Regions from separate parts of the Homo sapiens genome. Here region 2 is linked to region 1. Evidence: chromatin contacts called from ENCODE Hi-C data. All regions are on one chromosome and are shown on one strand. The core of a region is the stretch at or near the end of the contact, and the rest is flanking DNA. Distances in the headings are between cores, read along the strand shown. Region 1 has its middle 38 kb from the start of LINC02982. Region 2 has its middle 10 kb from the start of MRPL36.

Region 1 (3,311 bases), core at 451-2,950:
AGGCTTAGTTTTAAGATCAAACAACTGTTTGGGTTGTGGTCTGACCTCGCAGGGGATGTGGCTCAGGGCCTGGTGCAGCCTGGCCAAGGGGTGACGTCCGGTCATGCTGGCTTCATTCCCTGAGCACCGCAGCCTTCTCTGTGTCCCCTGTCCCTGCCCACCTGGCCTCCTCAAGCGTCTGTCCAGCCCAGCCCAGGTTGCGCTCAGCAGTGGCTCACTGGCCCCTCTGCCATCCTTGCCACCGATGCCCAGCCTTATTTATTTGGGGTATTTCTGGGCCATTCCACCCACTCCTCTTGAGGGCACCCAGCGTGTCCCTTGCCCTGTGTGGTCGGCGCCCATCTCTGAAGTGCGGGAAGCAGGAAGCAAGGCCTGCTGATGGGAAGGACCCACGGCTCTGGCTAGAATGGCTTTGGCCCTAAGCCAAAGCTGAGGGTGTGGGGAAGCAGGAAATCCAGTGTGGAAGCCATTTTGGACGTCAAATCAGTGGGTCAGGGACTGCTCACACAGGGTCGTCTTCTTGTGACTTTTCAGGGACTTGCTTTTACCCCCCTTCTCTGGTGAGCTTTCTAGACAAGGCTGCGACATGACATTCTCATTCTGTTTGGAGCAGGATGAAGGGTTCGTGCGTAACACTATGAGGCGTGGACGGGGCTGAGAACTGGCGCATGGCTGCCACCTGCTGTGGTGGTGACCACCGGGAGTCTCCCTCGCAGGCTGTCTGGCTCAAAAGGTGACAAAGTTCCAGCCACGGGGCCCCTGCTCAGCCCTGAGGACACCCACACTGGCACAGGGGACACTGCGGCAGTCAGGGAAGGGCACCTCCCCACGCTGGCACAGGGTCTCAGCACAGGGGACACTGCGGCACTCAGGGAAGGGCACCTCCCCACGCTGGCACAGGGTCTCAGCACAGGGGACACTGCGGCACTCAGGGAAGGGCACCTCCCCACGCTGGCACAGGGTCTCAGCGAGAGACTACGGCATTTGGGGAAGGGCCATTTTGTCATTGACTGGAACTTTCTCAAGAAAGCATTTTCCACTTGCGTTTCCATGGAGGTCGGCTTTGCTGGAAACCACAGGACCCTGCCCTCCACCAGACACACAGTGTGCAGAGGCGTGTACCCGAAAAGCAAAGTGCGGCCTCACACGGTTCTTTAATCTGGAGCCGGACTCCTGGGAAACAAACCAAACAGACGCAGGTACGTGCTCAGCTCTGCCGTTGCGGTTTGGTTCAGGACTAGGGCCGTGCAGATGCCTGGCAACAGCCGTGCCTGGGGGAGGATGTGGCGCTGGGAGCCCGCAGGCCGGGAGCAGGCGCCGGGGGAGCTTCGGCGGTTCTGGAGGGACTGGGTGTTCCCGCCAAGGCGTTGCTGGCCAGGGGCACAAAAAACAGCGCGGATGGGAAACGGAGCAGCCGCACTCTGTCCGATGAGTCCACACGTGGGCGGCTGCGTTCAGTGCTCCCTGGCACGGGGACCCCAAGCCGTAAGCCGGACACCACGTTCCCAAAGCCAGGAGGGTCATGACATGTGCGTGCGGTGTCCAAAGGCCAAACCAAGGTTGCGGTCCCTGCCAAGTAGGCAGTGATTCACACCTGGGGAAGCGATGTGATTGGCCTTCTTCTATTCAAATAATGTAAGCATAAGGGACAGAGAACGCCAGTGCTTGCGCTTGACAAATCTCTGGGCATTTTGCCAAGGGCCGAGCTCGGCTCCCCACCCCCAGCCCTGCCCCCCACGTGACAAGGCCCCATCGGCCCCCAAGTCCATCTGAGCTCACACTCACGCAACAGGCAAGCCTCCTTCCAAACGAGTACCCTTTCCAAAGCCCAAGTGGCCACTCCCCCACCATGGGGCTGGGACAGAGATGACCGTAGACCTCAAGCCGCTATGGGGACTTGGGTCACAAGGTGCCGCAATGCCCGGGTGCCCCCTGTGCCTCAGTTTCCCCATGTGGGAAATGACTCCATATTGGCAATGTGAGGCATCGAATATCTGAGACTTGGGCAGCGTCTCGTTGCCAAGTCAGGGCACTGCCAGCCGGGCCCAAATTCAAGGCGACGGCCGAGGCTTGAGGCACCACGGCCCCAGTGGTCAGCGGGGGGTCAGCGGGGGGTCAGCGGGGCAGTCAGCGGGGCCGCCATAAGATGGTGGGGCCGGTGGGGGGTTTCAGAGGCAGCTCTTCCCCTCACACTCCGATGCCGCGGAGAGAGCCCAGGGCTGCAGGTGGGGAAGGGCGTGCCTGCGTCTCCGATGGAGGTGACCTCTGGGGCTCTCCTGCTTGCTGCCCAGGTCGGACGTCCCTCTGCTGGCCCATCTCCTGCGCCACACCCACCATTCCCTTCTCACCCCCTGAAGCTCCCTCGTCCTCACAAAAGCAGCAGGGCCACTTATGCGCCGTCCTGTTTTTCTGGACACCATGACCAGGATGGGACAGGACTCGTGAACCCACACGTGAGATCACACTAAGATCCTAAAGGCTTTGCGCTTCTCCAGAGCGGCTGCTGTCTCATGCACACCCGGCCTGGTGTGCCCGCCCCACCCAGTGTGCCCATCCTGCCCAGTGAGTGTCCCCCCCGTGTGCCTGCCCTGCGTGGTGAGGGCCCCCCTCCCAGTGAGTGTCCCCCGCCCGGTGTGCCTGCCCTGCCCGGTGTGCCTGCCCTCCCGGTGTGCCCTCCCACTGGGTGTGTGCCCGCCTGGTGTGCCCTCCCCACCCCACCCCACCTGGTATGAGCGCCCAGGTCAGCCGGGCTGCAGGATTCTCAGGGAGTCCAGGCAGCCGCCCCAGCCCCTGGCAACCCCTTCTCAGCAGGCTGGACCCAGAGCCTCACAGGGGCGTCCCCAGCACTTCCTGCCCCTGGGGTTCCTCTTCCCTGATTCACCTGAACCCAGACCGCACGTGGCAGACACGTTCCTGCCCAGACCCGGACGCCTCCATCTGCTTGGACCACTGGCTTCCCTCACGCTTTGACCGTCAGAACAGACAGGTGGTTTCTTTTAAACCTGGGCCACCCCGTTTTGCCCTGTAAATGCTGTTATTTTTAAAGCAACTGAATAATGTGATTTTCCTGCTTTGCTTCACGCCAGCCCTGGGCTGCGACTCTGCTGCTGCCTGCCCTTGCCCTGCCACTCCTGCAGAGGCCTCCTCCCCACCCACAACTCACAGTGGCCACATGGGCTGGGCTTCTCACCTCGGCCACCTCCTCCCATGTCACCCATGTGATGATGACGGAGGGCCCAGGGGTGCCAGGACTCAGAGCCGGAGCCTCTGCCCTAGTGCCTGGCTCTGCGTGGGAGGTGGGGTGGCCAAGC
Region 2 (3,311 bases), core at 495-2,994, 830 kb after region 1:
GGCAGATCCAATCACTGGCTGACGGGGGCTCCTCCACTTGCAGATGGGGTGACCTGGGGAAAATCACTTCACTGCTTTCATCTGTAAAGTGGGAGTACGGGTGACATCCGCCTCCTGGAGTCACTTTGAGGATTGAATTGATGAATACACCCTGAGCAATGCCTCGTGAGTGGGCCCCGTGTAAATGCTGGTGTGACCATTACCCAGGTCCTGGAGGGCACCCAGGCACGTGTGGCTCCTGTGGGGTTCCTGTGGCTGAGACTTGGGAAACATCAAACAATATTCATAGCAACACCTCCAGACTGTGAGCCATTAGCACCTGACCATGACAAGGGCTGCCTTCTCTGTGAGTAGAGACAGAGATTACATTTTGTGGTGGGAGGCGCAACTTCACGGTAGCCTGGGTGATACCTGTGAACTCAGCAGCTACGATAAATACTAAAGCGAACAGCAAAATTTGCATTTCAAAATAGTAAAAGTAAAAAATCCAAATTAAATTCTGATGGTATTGAGAGCTGAAAGCCATTTGTTAATAAAAGCCTTCCAATGAAAAGCATTAGAAAATCTAACAATAATTATTGGAATCTTACCATGTGCAGTTCTTCGTAAGCAAGTTTTACTGCAAGTCCTATGAGAAGGTTCAAAGGTTCTGGCCACAGAGCACCAGAACCGACGGATCCAGCTGCCAACAGCTAAGAGCGACCCCCCTCCTTTCCTCAAAGCAGCCTCTGATGAAAGCAATGTCCAGGTGACGCCGGGAGAGCTGCCTAGAAGGATGAGAGGAGTAGGGGCAGCGGGTGTTTCCTTTGTCCTCCAGCTCTTCGGCGTCTGACTGCCTGCAAGGTTGGGAGTAACCGCTAGAGCACTGGCCACCCTATCGTGCCAGGAGTTTGTCATAAGGATGGAAAGTAAGCACCAGGGTTGGCTGGTGAGGGAGAAGGGAAGAAAGAGACCGGGAAGTCCAAACACAGAGATGTCCTAGCCGCCCAGAGAGCCTTTGGACGGCCTTCCTTGAGGTAGGCAGACAATACGCTGCATGTTTGGTTTAAACCACGGCTGAGGCAGGAGAAGAGGGTCTGGAGGCGGGGAACCTAAGGCTGATTCACGCTGACTTCCTAGAACTAAATCAAAAGGAAAACCCCAACTTTCCATGCCCAAATAACCAAAGGACCAGAGGCTACTCTCTTTGCAACCCCTCTCCCTTTTTTCTGAGTGGCAGATGAAAAATTGAAAATACCTCTGATTAGTCCCCTCCTGCAACCAATCAGGCTGGTCTAGGGCTAAGTCTTCATTTGCATAGGAGTATAATGCTGTAACTTCACTTCGGCCTCTGATTGGTCACCTTCCACAACCAATCAGACGTTTGCATAGGGTATAACTTTGTAACTTTGCAACTTTGCTTCAGCCTCTGATTGGTCCCCTCCCACAACCAGTCAGACAGATCATGGGCCACTACTTCATTTACATAGGGTGTACACCAAGTAACCAATGGGAAACCACTAGAGGGTATTTAAACCCCAGAAAATTCTGTAACTGGGCTCTCCAGCGCTTGCTCAGGCCTGTTTCCATCATGTGGGGTGTACTTTCATTTTCAATAAATCTCTGCTTTTGTTGCTTCATTCTTTCCTTGCTTTGTTTGTCCAATTCTTTGTTCAAGACACCAAGAACCTGGGCACCCTCCACCAGTAACACTGCTATTTTCATCCCTTCTCGTTTGAAGTGGACACAATTTATAACCAGCTGTTCATCTTTGGATGATCAGGCAGGACTCTCCTAATACGTGAATCTATATACATACCATGCATTTGGCACAGTGCGTGATTCAAGATAACAGCTTAATAAACACTTGGCTGGATGAGTAAAGACTTAGAGTTTGATTCACTGACCACAGGAAATGCCTTTATCCTATCTCAAACAGCATGCTAGTTACTTAAACTGATAAAAATTATACATAAGAAATCGATGACAATTTTGGAATAGGTGACTGCATTCTCAACCACTGAAAGAACCATTATGCTTTCGACAGAAACCTTAGGAGAAAGCGTGCCTCCAGACTTCCTGAGAGACGGCAGACAGGCCGCCAGGATTTCTGGGTAGCAATTCATCCTGTGTTGACTAACAGCATCACTCTGTAAGGAAAAACATGCATCGCTTTCTGAGGAAAAGACAATGAATCTTTAGTGGTGGCCAGCCAGGGGAAGCAATTCTCATTTCCACCCTGGGGAGCTGCTTGGGTGGGTCCTAAGACTCCCGGGGCTGGCTTCCTGACAGCATGTTTCTGAACACTGACACAGCCAGAGTCAATTTCTCATGCAATGCAAAACAGCTTTCTTTGTTGTATGCATTCCTCATTTCTTCCATGCATTTTAAATAGGAAATGACAAGTGGGAACTGGGAGAAAAAAACAATTAACCTCTAATTGGGAATCATGACCACTAATTATAAAATAGGGGGAAAATGCTTTAAAAGTCAAAAAGAGGAGTGAGAAAAGATAAAATTGTGCATAAATGCTGAAAAACACCCTCAGTCATAAATAATGCTCACCATATCCTAAACCATCTTCAGAAAATGAAGGATGCAGCCACCTGGGGGAAGAATGGGGATGCCCCTGGGTCACCGGCAGGAGCTGCTGTCCAGATGCAGCCTCAGGTTGCAAGACGGTGCACAAGACAGGAAAGAAACAAGAATTATAGGCATTTGTTTAGAGACTCACAGGATAGAGCCCAGAGGTCCTGCAGGAGCCAATAATCCTGCTGGCTTCTAGGGAGAGAAACTGGGTCTCGCATTCGGGAGAGAACTTCAACTCAGGTGTCTTTTGCATTTTGAACCATGTGAACACATTATCTAGTAATACTAATTTAAATTAAAATTATTTTCAAAAACATTCTATACCACTGTAGTGGGTTGACTAGCAGCCCCCGCAAAATTCCTGTCTACCTGAAACCTCGAAATGTGATCCTATTTGGAAATAGAGTCTTTGTAGATGTAATTAAGAATTTCCAGATGAAATTATCCTGGATTAGGGTGGGCCCTAAAGCAATGACGGGTGTCCTTCTAAGAAGAGGAGAAGGCACAGATCCCAGAACAGAGGAGAAGGCCTTACGAAGACAGAGGCAGAGGTTGGAGCCCTGTGGCCAGAGCCCAGAATGACCTGGGGCCACAGAAGCTGGAAGAGGCAGGAGGAATCCGCCCCTGGAGTCTTTGGAGGAAGCACTGCCTGGCCCACACCTGGATGTTGGACACCTGGCCTCCAGAGCTGTGAGAGAATACATTTCTTATGTTACAGTTTGTAGTAATTTTTTATGGCAGTC

What was found. Hi-C counts contacts between places; a loop is a spot of excess contacts on that map. Pooled maps may share reads with other maps.
Region 2: a map with no recorded cell type shows a loop between it and region 1 (6-fold over the local background). The contact joins two enhancer-like sites. A Hi-C loop is called at or near these places in 2 of 37 single-sample maps with no recorded cell type and 3 of 50 pooled maps.

The regions. Positions count from the first base shown.
Region 1 is chr5:957,556-960,866 of GRCh38, forward strand. No RefSeq gene overlaps it. Among named protein-coding and RNA genes, the nearest start is that of LINC02982, 38 kb to the right of the region's middle. RefSeq lists an enhancer at 3,121-3,311. Within about 2 kb of position 1,701, at least 9 of the 41 ENCODE cell types and tissues checked have a DNase peak (open chromatin) inside an H3K27ac peak, as active enhancers do.
Region 2 is chr5:1,788,172-1,791,482 of GRCh38, forward strand. No RefSeq gene overlaps it. Among named protein-coding and RNA genes, the nearest start is that of MRPL36, 10 kb to the right of the region's middle. Within about 2 kb of position 1,745, at least 3 of the 41 ENCODE cell types and tissues checked have a DNase peak (open chromatin) inside an H3K27ac peak, as active enhancers do.